Linked DNA regions of Homo sapiens: all the other regions are linked to region 1. The links are chromatin contacts, found by Hi-C or POLR2A ChIA-PET in ENCODE. All regions are on one chromosome and are shown on one strand. Each heading gives the region's core, a stretch centred on a gene start or an enhancer-like site at or near the end of the contact. The rest is flanking DNA. Distances are from core to core; before and after follow the strand shown. Region 1 holds the start of MARCKSL1 (MARCKS like 1). Region 2 has its middle 32 kb from the start of KHDRBS1. Region 3 has its middle 18 kb from the start of PTP4A2. Region 4 overlaps YARS1 (tyrosyl-tRNA synthetase 1).

What was found. Hi-C counts contacts between places; a loop is a spot of excess contacts on that map. ChIA-PET counts read pairs that join two places held with the same protein, here RNA polymerase II (POLR2A). Pooled maps may share reads with other maps.
Region 2: a pooled map shows a loop between it and region 1 (2.7-fold over the local background). The contact joins the enhancer-like site here to the promoter of MARCKSL1 in region 1. A Hi-C loop is called at or near these places in 2 of 50 pooled maps. POLR2A ChIA-PET finds 5 or more read pairs at or near these places in 4 of 52 experiments (B cell, GM10248, PC-9 and 1 more).
Region 3: a pooled map shows a loop between it and region 1 (4-fold over the local background). The contact joins the enhancer-like site here to the promoter of MARCKSL1 in region 1. A Hi-C loop is called at or near these places in 1 of 37 single-sample maps with no recorded cell type and 3 of 50 pooled maps. POLR2A ChIA-PET finds 5 or more read pairs at or near these places in 3 of 52 experiments (HEK293, K562 and activated T-cell).
Region 4: a pooled map shows a loop between it and region 1 (2.6-fold over the local background). The contact joins the enhancer-like site here to the promoter of MARCKSL1 in region 1. A Hi-C loop is called at or near these places in 3 of 50 pooled maps. POLR2A ChIA-PET finds 5 or more read pairs at or near these places in 2 of 52 experiments (PC-9 and activated T-cell).

Annotation. Positions count from the first base shown.
Region 1 is chr1:32,334,880-32,337,579 of GRCh38, reverse strand. It overlaps MARCKSL1 (MARCKS like 1), which reads left to right and starts at 1,347. Exons shown (of 2, transcript NM_023009.7): 1 at 1,347-1,633; 2 at 2,483-2,700. The coding sequence starts at 1,547. It overlaps LOC124903949 (a long non-coding RNA gene), which reads right to left and starts at 2,203. Exons shown (of 2, transcript XR_007065661.1): 1 at 2,076-2,203. RefSeq lists silencers at 1-102, 1,036-1,565, 1,586-1,735, 1,866-1,945, 2,086-2,525 and enhancers at 766-855, 1,125-1,694.
Region 2 is chr1:31,980,141-31,982,840 of GRCh38, reverse strand. No RefSeq gene overlaps it. Among named protein-coding and RNA genes, the nearest start is that of KHDRBS1, 32 kb to the left of the region's middle. Within about 2 kb of position 1,285, at least 6 of the 41 ENCODE cell types and tissues checked have a DNase peak (open chromatin) inside an H3K27ac peak, as active enhancers do; they include B cell, where a contact is called at or near this core.
Region 3 is chr1:31,954,842-31,957,541 of GRCh38, reverse strand. No RefSeq gene overlaps it. Among named protein-coding and RNA genes, the nearest start is that of PTP4A2, 18 kb to the right of the region's middle. RefSeq lists enhancers at 962-1,521, 1,109-1,716, 946-1,723, 1,724-2,500, 2,501-2,700 and 1 more. Within about 2 kb of position 1,366, at least 37 of the 41 ENCODE cell types and tissues checked have a DNase peak (open chromatin) inside an H3K27ac peak, as active enhancers do.
Region 4 is chr1:32,797,824-32,800,523 of GRCh38, reverse strand. It overlaps YARS1 (tyrosyl-tRNA synthetase 1), which reads left to right. Exons shown (of 13, transcript NM_003680.4): 5 at 2,681-2,700. Among named protein-coding and RNA genes, the nearest start is that of YARS1, 18 kb to the left of the region's middle. RefSeq lists an enhancer at 1,107-1,236. Within about 2 kb of position 1,368, at least 7 of the 41 ENCODE cell types and tissues checked have a DNase peak (open chromatin) inside an H3K27ac peak, as active enhancers do; they include PC-9, where a contact is called at or near this core.

The DNA.
Region 1 (2,700 bases), core at 98-2,597:
GCCCCTCTGTGGTCAGATCTCTGGGGAGTTCCCAATTTCTCAGGCCCTGGGGTGTCTCCACACTTCACAGCCTCAGGCCTCCCAGGAGGCTTCACCGTAGGAGGGAGGGGAGGGACTTGCTGAGCTGGCTGGGACACAGCCTTGCATTTGCAACACTTTGCTTCCTTCCAGCCCCCATCCCTTTCCTCCTGGGGGCTGAGGGCTGGCAGCCGGACACAGACATCCGGGGCCGGCCAGGATTCTGGGGTTCCCACCAGCCTATCCAGGCCAGCAGAAGGAGAGGTGGCAGAGGACCAAAGCTAGGGAGTCTCCAGCCCGGAGCACCTCCGGGCTCCCTTGCTCTCAGGCAGGGTGGGAAGCTGGGCTGGGCAGCTTTGAGGGCTGTCCTCAAGGGGCTGTCCCTTGAAGGGACCCTTGGTAGCATCCTATCCCTCCCCTTCAGAAACTGGGGTGTTTTGAGGTTTGTTGAGTCCCCAGCTGGGGTTCCTCTGCCGGCCTGGGGCACCCTGATGTAGGGGAGCAGAGTTGTGTGTGGAGGTAAAGAGGAAGGACCAGAGCCAAGTCAGACAGGTTGTCAATGCCTCTGAGCCTTGGCCTTTCAATGGGGATGGAGATGCCCTTCAAGGTCACAAAGTCCCCCACGTGGGACTTTGCAGTGGGTCCAGGCTGAGGGCAGGAGGGGCTCAAGGCGAATCTGTCTGTCCCCACTCAGAATGACTGGCCACCAAGGGACTGAAAGGAGGAATGAGGGAAAGGCCTCACTAGTCCGACCAGAGTGACCCCGAGGCAAGGCAGAGCCCTCCGCTCCCCGGCTGGCCATGGCAGGCAGGCAGGGACGTGGGTGGGACCTCTGACCGCTCTCCAGGCCGGAGCGGGTGCCGAGCCCAGCGCAGGGGCCCTGCAGCTTCTATGACCACATTTCTAGAGTATAATTCAGGACCAGCCATCTGACGAGCCTGGTCGTGTGAGCCCTTCGAAGGGTTCAAGCGGGAGACTGCCAGCGGCTGCAGGACCAAGGCGTTGGGGGCCGCTCCAGGCTGCGGGGGCGCCCACCGGAGAGGTGGAGCGGAGAGGATGGAATGACTGCCCGTCTCCTTCCTCCAGGCCCCCCGCCCCGCCCCGCCCAGCTCGCGGGAGGACTGGCCTCGCTCCTGCCCACACCGGACTCTACCTGCCCCTGGGATTCGGGTGGGGTGGGGGGTACCCGACCGCCAGCGTCGCCTGCTGCGCAAGTGGGGCCTGCGAGCCAACCCCGCCTCCGCCCCTCGATTGGGCGCGCATTTAAATGTCCGGCCCCGCCCCGAGCTCCGGGCGCTTATATATAGGCAGCTCGGCGGGCGGCGGGCGGCATTCTGGCGCGGAGCGGAGCGGCGGCGGGCGCAGCTAGCGGGTCGGCCGCGGAGCGGAGGTGCAGCTCGGCTTCCCCCGGCACCCCTCCCCCTCGGGCGCCAGCCCCACCCCTCCGCCGGCCGGGCCGACCCCGCCGTACTATCCCCTGCGGCGCGAGCCCGGGGCGGCTCCAAGCGCCCCCCAGCAGACCCCCATCATGGGCAGCCAGAGCTCCAAGGCTCCCCGGGGCGACGTGACCGCCGAGGAGGCAGCAGGCGCTTCCCCCGCGAAGGCCAACGGCCAGGTGGGTACGCTTGGCCCGGCCGGCCCCAGCCCCTCCTCTCGCACCTCGCCCCTTCTAGGGCCCGGGGCCGGGGCCGGGGCCGCGCGCTTTGTCCGGCCCGGGACACGCGGCGCCCCCTCCCCCGCCCGGTCCCTTTGTTCTCGGCGCCGCAGCCCCCGCGGGCGAAGCGAGGGGAGGGGCGGGGAGGGGGCGCCGGCCGGGCCCTGCCGCCTTCTTTGTTCGCGGCCCCGGTCCCCGGCGCTGCCCCCCGGCCGCCCCGAGTGCCGCGCGGGGAACAAAGGCGCTGCTGGGCCACGCCAAGGGGGCGCCCAGGGGCCGCGGAGCTGGGGCCCGGCGGGGAGCGCACTCCACCCGCCGACCCGACCTCGGTGGCCCACGGTCTTTTTTTTTTTAAGGGGGAGCCGAGATGCGGGAGAGCCTGGGGTGGGTGGGGGCCACTTACACAAAGCGGGAGGCTGGGAAAATAGGCCGTCCAGGTGCAGAGAGACAGCGCCCCGGGGCGGCTTCCCGCCCAATGTCGCCTAGAGCGGCTCGCCCGCCTGCCCGGGATCCGCACAGCAGATCCGGAGCGGTTCCGCGCGGAATAGAGAGCGCGCCCCGGGGGACGGGGGTGGGGGCCACGGGACCCCAGCGCCTCCTGCCGGTCGCGCCCTCTGCGCGCTCGCTCCCCGCGCGCCCGTGAGGGGCGAGAGGGAGGTGTTTGACGGGATCCTGGGTGTGGGTGAGGCTGAAGCCAGACTTTCGGGTTGCAGTAGAATCGAATCGAGGACCCCTTCCTCTAGAAGGGATCAGAAGCGGGCTGGGGGAGGGGGAGCCCCTGCCCTCATTGCTATTCCCTCTGCCCTGCAGGAGAATGGCCACGTGAAAAGCAATGGAGACTTATCCCCCAAGGGTGAAGGGGAGTCGCCCCCTGTGAACGGAACAGATGAGGCAGCCGGGGCCACTGGCGATGCCATCGAGCCAGCACCCCCTAGCCAGGGTGCTGAGGCCAAGGGGGAGGTCCCCCCCAAGGAGACCCCCAAGAAGAAGAAGAAATTCTCTTTCAAGAAGCCTTTCAAATTGAGCGG
Region 2 (2,700 bases), core at 36-2,535, 350 kb after region 1:
AATGACCCATGTGCCCCTCAGGATCAATATCCAAACTAAAAGCTTCATCTCCTCTTCAGCCCCTAATCCATTTTCCTTCCTTTCTGCTCAGGCCACTCCAGGGCACCCAGACTGGCCCATCATCTTCATCCTCACGGACTCTGTGAATGTTTAGGCCCCAATCTCACACATTTCAAGAAATGTGGCCAGGCGTGGTGGCTCACACCTGTAATCTCAGCACTTTGGGAGGCCGAGGCAGGTGGATAACTGGAGGTTAAGAGTTCGAGACTAGCCTGGACAACATGGTGAAACCCTGTCTCTACTAAAAATACAAAAATTAGGCAGGGGTGGTGGCAGGCGCCTATAATCCTAGCTCCTTGGGAGGCTGAGGCAGGAGAATCCCTTGAACCTGGGAGGCGGAGGTTGCAGTGAGCCGAGATCACGCCACTGCATACCAGCCTGGGTGACAGAGCGAGACTCTGTCTCAAAAAAAGGAAGGGAGGGAGGGAGGGAGGGAGGGAGGGAAGGAAATAAAAATATGCACAGCCTGTTTCCTTTCCCCACCCCACACCCTCTTTGCCCTGGATACCTCCTCCTTGGGTCTCAGCTTACATGCCACTTCCTCTGGTTTAGGTGTTTCCTCTGCTGTCTTCCAGTGCCAGTTCCTTCCTGTCAAGTCATTTATCACACTGGCTTATAATTACCAGTGTCAATGCCTGAATCCCTGGATCATCTGTTGTTTTGCCTGCTCAGCATTCTTTCCCCTCCTCTCAGTAGTCTAGTTTTCGCTAGGAGCCATCTCTCCATTCTTGCTCCGTGTGTTGGGGTGTGGCTGCAGAGAAGGATGTGCATATCACCCAGGCCCGACAAGTCAGCATATTCCATCCTTTAGTTCTGTAACTGGGTCAATGTTAAGCACAGAACCAAGGTAGTTGATCAGAGCAATCTTAGGATTTTTGCTGGAACAAATGGGAAAGAAGCATTCTTTTTCTGAGGGGGTTACTACAGGGCTAAGATGAAAGCCTGGAGCCTGGGGGATCCTGGTCTGGGGAGTGACCCAGGCCTACCTCACCACACATTTTGGTGGGAGATCTCCCTTCCACATTACTAAAGCACATAGATTCTACAAAAAAACATATCTCCACAGCCCTTTTGCAATTCTGGTGCAATAGTGGATTTTCTAATTATCTTCATTTAGCTTTGTTGTCAAACTACAGAGTAGTAGGGGTTTTTGTGTGTGTGTATGTGGTTTTTTTTTTTTTTTTTGACACGGAGTCTCACTTTGTCGCACAGGCTGGAGTGCAGTGGTGTGATCTCACCTCACTGCAACCTCTGCCTCCCAGGTCAAGTGGTGATTCTCCTGCCTCAGCCTCCTGAGTAGCTGGAATTATAGTCATGCACCACCATGCCCGGCTAATTTTTTTGTATTTTTAGTACAGACGGGGTTTTGCCACGTTGGCCAGGCTGGTCTCGAACTGCTGACCTCAGGTGATCTGCCTGCCTCAGCCTCCCAAAGTGCTGGGTTTACAGCTGTGAGCTACTGCGCCCAGCCTGAGTAGTAGTTTTTGAGAGCACAGATTCCGCAGTAACTTAAGGGTTTGAATCTAGCACTGCCATATGTCACATGTGACTTTGAGCAAACTGCTTAGACTCTCTGTGCCTCAGTTACGTCATCTGTAAAATGGAGATGATAACAGTACTTACTTTATAGTGTTTTTGTGAGAATTAAATGAATTGATTAATGTAAAAGGACTTGTTTACACTGTGGGGAAAATACCACCCGGGACATTTCACAAAGGAAGTGAAAGCAAGGCCAGGTTTCCAAGTGGCTAAAGATGGCTTTGCTGGCAGTGGGGAGTGTGACAGGCTAATAGCCTGAGCGTCTTACCAGTAACTGCTAGTGAATTCCCTTGTTTTCTCTATTTCATCTGTTGTGTGTTCTTAATCTCACACTGACATCTCCGATGAAACCCTTTTCAAGTGTTTGGCATCTCATGGGGGTTTGACAGCAAGGGTGGTAGCCAAGCGGGTTTAACTCCAAAGGGATAATGGTGGTGTTTGCTGCAAAAACTTGAGAGGTAACATTGTTTACAGTGTACAGAGTATTTCATTTGCATATTAAGTTCACTGACTGCGATTCTAGCACGTATATAACCACGTTACACAGAAAATTCAGAAACTCCTCCAGCTACTACCTAACTCTGGAACTGCACATACCTGGGACATAGTAAAATATTGCAATCTTAATAATATAGACTTTGGCCAGGCAAGGTGGCTTATGCCTGTAATCCCAGCACTTTGGGAGGCTGAGTTGGGTGGATCACCTGAGGTCAGGAGTTCGAGACTAGCCTGGCCAACATGGTGAAACCCCGTCTCTACTAAAAATACAAAAATTAGCTGGGCATGGTGATGGGCACCCGTAGTCCCAGCTACTTGGGAAGCTGAGGCAGAAGAATTACTTGAACCTGGGAGGTGGAGGTTGCAGTGAGCCGAGATTGCGCCACTGCACTCCAGCCTGGGCAATGGAGCAAGACTCTGTCTCCAAAAAAAAAAAAAAAAAAAAAGAGAGACAGAGAGAGAATATAGGCTTTGGGGTTGGTCATACCTGGGTTTAGGTTTCGTCTCTGCCTTTTGCTTGCTTGTGTGAACTTAAGCTAGTAATTTATCCTTTCCGAGCCTCACTTTTTTCCATGGAAATGGATAAAGTAATTGCTCCTAAGG
Region 3 (2,700 bases), core at 117-2,616, 380 kb after region 1:
TGGCTCATGCCTGTAATCCCAGCACTTTGGGAGGCCGAGGTGGGCAGATCATCTGAGGTCAGGACTTTGAGACCAGCCTGACCAACATGGAGAAACCCCGTCTCTACTAAAAATACAAACTTAGCTGGGTGTGGCGGCACATGCCTGTAGTCCCAGCTACTTGGGAGGCTGAGGCAGGAGAATCACTTGAACCCGGGAGGTGGAGGTTGCAGTGAGCAGAGATCGCGCCATTGCACTCCAGCCTGGGCAACAAGAATGAAACAACATCTCAAAAAAAAAAAAATAAACAAATAAGTATGAAAGAAAAGAAGCCAGGCACGGTGGCTCACACCTGTAATCCCAACACTTTGGGAGGCCGAGGTGGGTGGATCACTTGAGGTCAGGAGTTTGAGACCAGCCTGGTCAACATGGTGCAACATCGTCTCTACTAAAAGTACAAAAATTAGCCGGCGTGGTGGTGGGCGCCTGTAATTTTAGCTACCCAGGAGGCTGAGACAGGAGAATTGCTTGAACCCGGGAGGTGGAGGTTGCCGCAAGCTGTGATCTCGCCACTGTACTCCAGCCTGGGCGACAGAGTGAGACTCCCTCTCAAAAAAACAAAACAGGCTGGGCACGGTGGCTCACGCCTATAATCCCAGCACTTTGGGAGGCTGAGGTGGGTGGATCACCTGAGGTCAGGAGTTCGAGACCAGCCTGTCCAGCATGGTGAAACCCTGTCTCTACTAAAAATACAAAAATTAGCCGGGTGTGGTGGCACATGCGCCTGTAATCCCAGCTACTCAGGAGGCTGAGGCAGGAGAATCACTTGAACCTGGGAGGCGGATGTTGCAGTGAGCCGAGATCACGCCAGTACACTCCAGCCTGGACAACAAGAGTGAAACTCCGTCTCAGAAAAAAAAAAAAAGAAAGAAAGAAAGTGGTCGACAGCGCTGACTGTTTAGAAGAGGCAAGTAGGAAAGGCCTGGAAAAAGTCTTTGGATTTGGTGATGAAAAGATCATCACTGAGTGTGATGACAGACAGTTCAGTGGCTGGGCAGAAGTCAAATGACAGGGACTGAGAAATGAGTGGACAGTGAGAATGGGAGTCAGGGTTTCGACTCTCCTGAGGCCTGGGATACGGAGGGAAGGAGAGAGTTTGTCCAAAGGCAAAAAGTTTGTGTCAAACAAGATTCCAGAGAAAGGCCTGGCTGCTGTTGAGAGACCCAGGAGTAGCTAAGGCCTTATTCTGGGTTCAGGAGGGCCTGGGAAGATGCTGTCTTGTTTGTGAACCTGAAGTGAAAGCTCACCAGAGGGGCCAGCAGAGGGAACTGCCCTGCGAGAAGGCCCCAGCTTTGCGGCTGGGTTTTCCCCACTCTGCATCTAGTTTCCTTGATCCACTGATTATCTTGGGCTGGTTTTGCTGAATGACTCAGGAGCTTGAGCAAGCTTTGCTACTCAGTTTCACAGCTCTGGGGGAGGGGAAGTTGGATTCCTTTCTGATAGCTGGGAAACAGTCATTAGATATTGAAGGAAGAAGGACAATTGGGCCCCAGCTTCAGAGAGAGAGAGAAAAAAATGGCTCTCCAAGCCTTTATTTATTTATTTATTTATTTATTTATTTATGAGATGGAGTTTCGCTCTTGTTGCCCAGGCTGGAGTACAATGGCGCAATCTCGGCTCACGGCAATCGCTGCCTCCTGGGTTCAAGCGATTCTCCTGCCTCAGCCTCCTAAATAGCTGGGATTACAGGCATGTGCCACCATACCTGGCTAATTTTGTATTTTTAGTAGAGACAGGGTTTCTCCATGTTGGTCAGGCTGGTCTCGAACTCTTGACCTCAGGCGATCTGCCCACCTCGGCCTCCCAAAGTGCTGGGATTACAGGCATGAGCCACCATGCCCGGCTCCTTTATTCTTAATAAAAATAACAATATCTAACAGTTATTGAGTGCTTTTACCATTGCCAGGCAATGTTCTATGGGCCTCCCGGCTTTATCTCTGGGGTTGACTACTTGTTATTATCCTTGTTTGACGTAGGGAGTTGAGAGTTAGGTGAAATGACTTGCCTGGGGTATCCAGCCAGTCACTGGAAGAGCTAAGACTTGACTGCCAAAAGCCCATGTCCTTAACCACTGTGCAACACCGCACCTCTTAGGACCTCTCTAGGTGACCCAGTAAGGCCTGTGGGATTGAGGAGGGGCCTCCCAAATGAAGATCCTGGGCAAATGGCTGGAAAACAAAATCCTTAAAAAGAAGCTTCTCCCCTGCTAGGATTTCTGCTGAGAAGGAAGGGACAAGATCCCCTGAGCTTGTTCTGAGGCTCCTTATCACCTGAGACCCCCTTCTGTGATTCCTTTCCCCCACTTCAGCTTAGATAAAGGGCCTATTCACAGCCTCCCTGAGCTGTGTCTGGAAGCTGGCCCTGGCAGCAGCTAGTGGTTTGTCCCCTGTCCTGGCTCCTTCCTCCCTGCCTGCCTCCCCTGCCTCTGATTTGACACCTGGTATCTCTTTCCCGTGTCCCTGAGCTCAGGGCATGTGAGGCCCAGGCAGGCACAGTATCACTTTCTTCCTGAACTGTCCCTGAAGCAGGGATAATTTTGTATGCTGTCTGCCCCCTACTCTGTTGTCAGTGCACACTTCCAAGGGTTCCTGTGGAATCCAGGCTCCCGTAAACACCCAAAGAGGAGGAAGTGAGCCAAGCACTAAGCCTGTGATTGCATCA
Region 4 (2,700 bases), core at 119-2,618, 460 kb before region 1:
CACTTTTTCTTTGTATATCTGTATAATTTTTTTTAATTAAATTTTTTGTAGAGACAGGGTCTCACTATGTTGTCTAGGCTGGTCTTGAACTCCTGGCCTCAAGTGATCCTCCTGCCTTAGTCTCCCAAAGTGCTGAAATTGCAGGCGTAAGCCAACACGTCTAGCCCTTTATAATGCTTGATATGAGAAAATAAAATTTTCCCTTGTCACCTCAAAGAGATATTTTCCAAGGTTAAACCTGGAGCTGGGCGCAGTGGCTGGCACCTGTAATCCCAACACTTTGGGAGACCAAGACAGGCAGATCACTTGAGGTTGGGAGTTCAAGACCAGCCTGACCAACATGGTGAAACCCCATCTCTGCCAAATAATACAAAAATTAGCCAGGTGTGGTGGCATGCCCCTGTAGTCCCAGCTACTTGTGAGGCTGAGGTGGGAGAATCGCTTGAACGCAGGAGGTGGAGGTTGCAGTGAGCCGAGATCATGCCACTGCCCTCCAGCCTGGGTGACAGAGTGAGACCCTATCTTAAAAAAAGAAAACCCGGAGACATGCTAGTTCTGCACTGTTGGCTGGGCGCCATGGTTTATGCCTATAATCCCAAGTCCAAGGCAGGAGGATCGCTTGAGGCCAGGAGTTCAAGACCAGCCTAGGCAACGTAGCAAGACTCCATCTCTGTTTTATTCTGTGTGTGTGAGACTCCATCTCTAAAAAAAAAGAAAGAAAGAAAAAACTAGGTCTGTACTGTCTAATGTGGTAGCCTCTAGTCCTAGTCATATGTGGCTATTAAATAAAATGGAAATTTTTGTTCTCTAGTCACATTGGCTATATATCAAGTTCTTGGTTAGCTACTATATTGGACAGCACAGACATATAATATATTCATCACCACAGAAGATTCTGTTGGATAATGCTGTTCTAGACTGTTCCTGCTTGTTCAGCCTTCTCTTCCTCTTCCCTTCAGCCAATTATGCACTAAATCTTATCGATTCTACTTTTTTAAAATGTCTTAAATTCATTCTTGCTCTGCGTCCTCATTGTCTTTTGTCCATCGATATTTCTCACTTAGACTTTCACAATAGCCTTTGAGGCATTCACTTTGTCTCCAACCCATGAGTCTCCAGTCTCTGCCCTGCCCTGTTACTGTTGAGATCTTCCTACAGTGCTGGTCATATTTCTCCTCTCCTTAAAACCTTTCATTGGCCAAGATAACACTAGGCACCCTAGCATGACATTTCATGGTCTTTACCTACTTTTCTAACCTCATCAGTCACTACTTCCCACCTCCCTTGAAGTTCGTACTTTTGCAGACTGAATCACTCAAAATTTCCCTAAACACTTCACACCTCTGTGCCTTCTCACATTCTATTTCCTCTGCATGGTGAAAAACATCTATATGTTGTTCAAAACCAAGCTTAGCCCACAATCTGATTCTAGGAAGACTTCTCCACACCCATCTTACTAAATAGAGATAATTTCTTCTTTTATGTCAACACTGTTCCTTATATGAACATCTGGGTTAACCCTTAGCACGCTGAGTTGAAATGATCTGTTTACATGTCTCTCCCCAGCTGGATAATTGGGCTTCTTGAAGGGAGAGTCTGGGTCTGATTTATCTCACCATCCACGGAGCTGGCAGCAGGCCTGGCATGTCATAAGTGACAGTCACTGTTTTATTTATTTATTTTAATTTAATTTTATTTTTTGAGACAGGGCTTCACTCTGTCTCCCAGGCTCGGGTGCAGTGGCACGATCATGGCTCACCGCAGCCACGACCTCTCTGGGCTTAGGTGATCCTCCTACCTCAGCCTCCTGAGTAGCTGGGACTATAGATGCGCACCATCACACTTGGCTAATTTCTTTTTGTTTGTTTGTTTGTTTTTTATTTTTGGAGAGACACCCGGGCTCAAGTGATCTTTCCACCTCAGCCTCCCAAAGTGCTGGGATTACAGGCGTGAGCCATCGCACCCAGACAGTCACTGTTTTCTAGTTCAGTCTTACCTTTTTCCCGAATTCTCACAGGACTTCTTTATGCTACTTATATTTCATTTGTCACAGGCCACCTTATTCAGTAGAATACCTTTGGCATGACTATGGTTTGTTTTCTTCTTCTCTCCCTCCCTGCAGGATTCTGCATATCCTGAGGGCAGAGACTACTCTTATTTTTTTATCCCATGACATCCACATAGAGTAATGTTCACCGCAAACACTCAGCAACTGTCTTTGCAGCTTTTGAGGCCAAGAGGGAAGCTGACTGCTGTTTATTTTCTTCTTGGCTTTACCTTCTGAAAAATCTAGTAATTTCCTAAAGTTTCTGATTTCTCAGACCCATATAGAAGAAATAAAGTAGATGTTTAGGCTGGGCATGGTGGCTCTCGCCTGTAATCCCAGCACTTTGGGAGGCCAAGGTGGGTGGCCAAGGTGAGCTCAGGATTTTAAGGCCAGCCTGGGCAACATGGCAAAACGTTGTCTCTACTAAAAATACAAAAAATTAGCCGGGCGTGGTGGTGCATGTCTGTAATCCCAACTACTCGGGAGGCTGAGGCAGGAGACTCACTTGAACCTGAGAGGCAGAGGTGGCAGTGAGCCGAGATCACGCCACAGCACTCCAGCCTGGGCGACAGAGCGAGACTCTGTCTCAAAAAAATAAAGTAGATGTTTATGTTCATGTGTTTCTTTCCACAGGCTTTGGATGAAGAGTATTT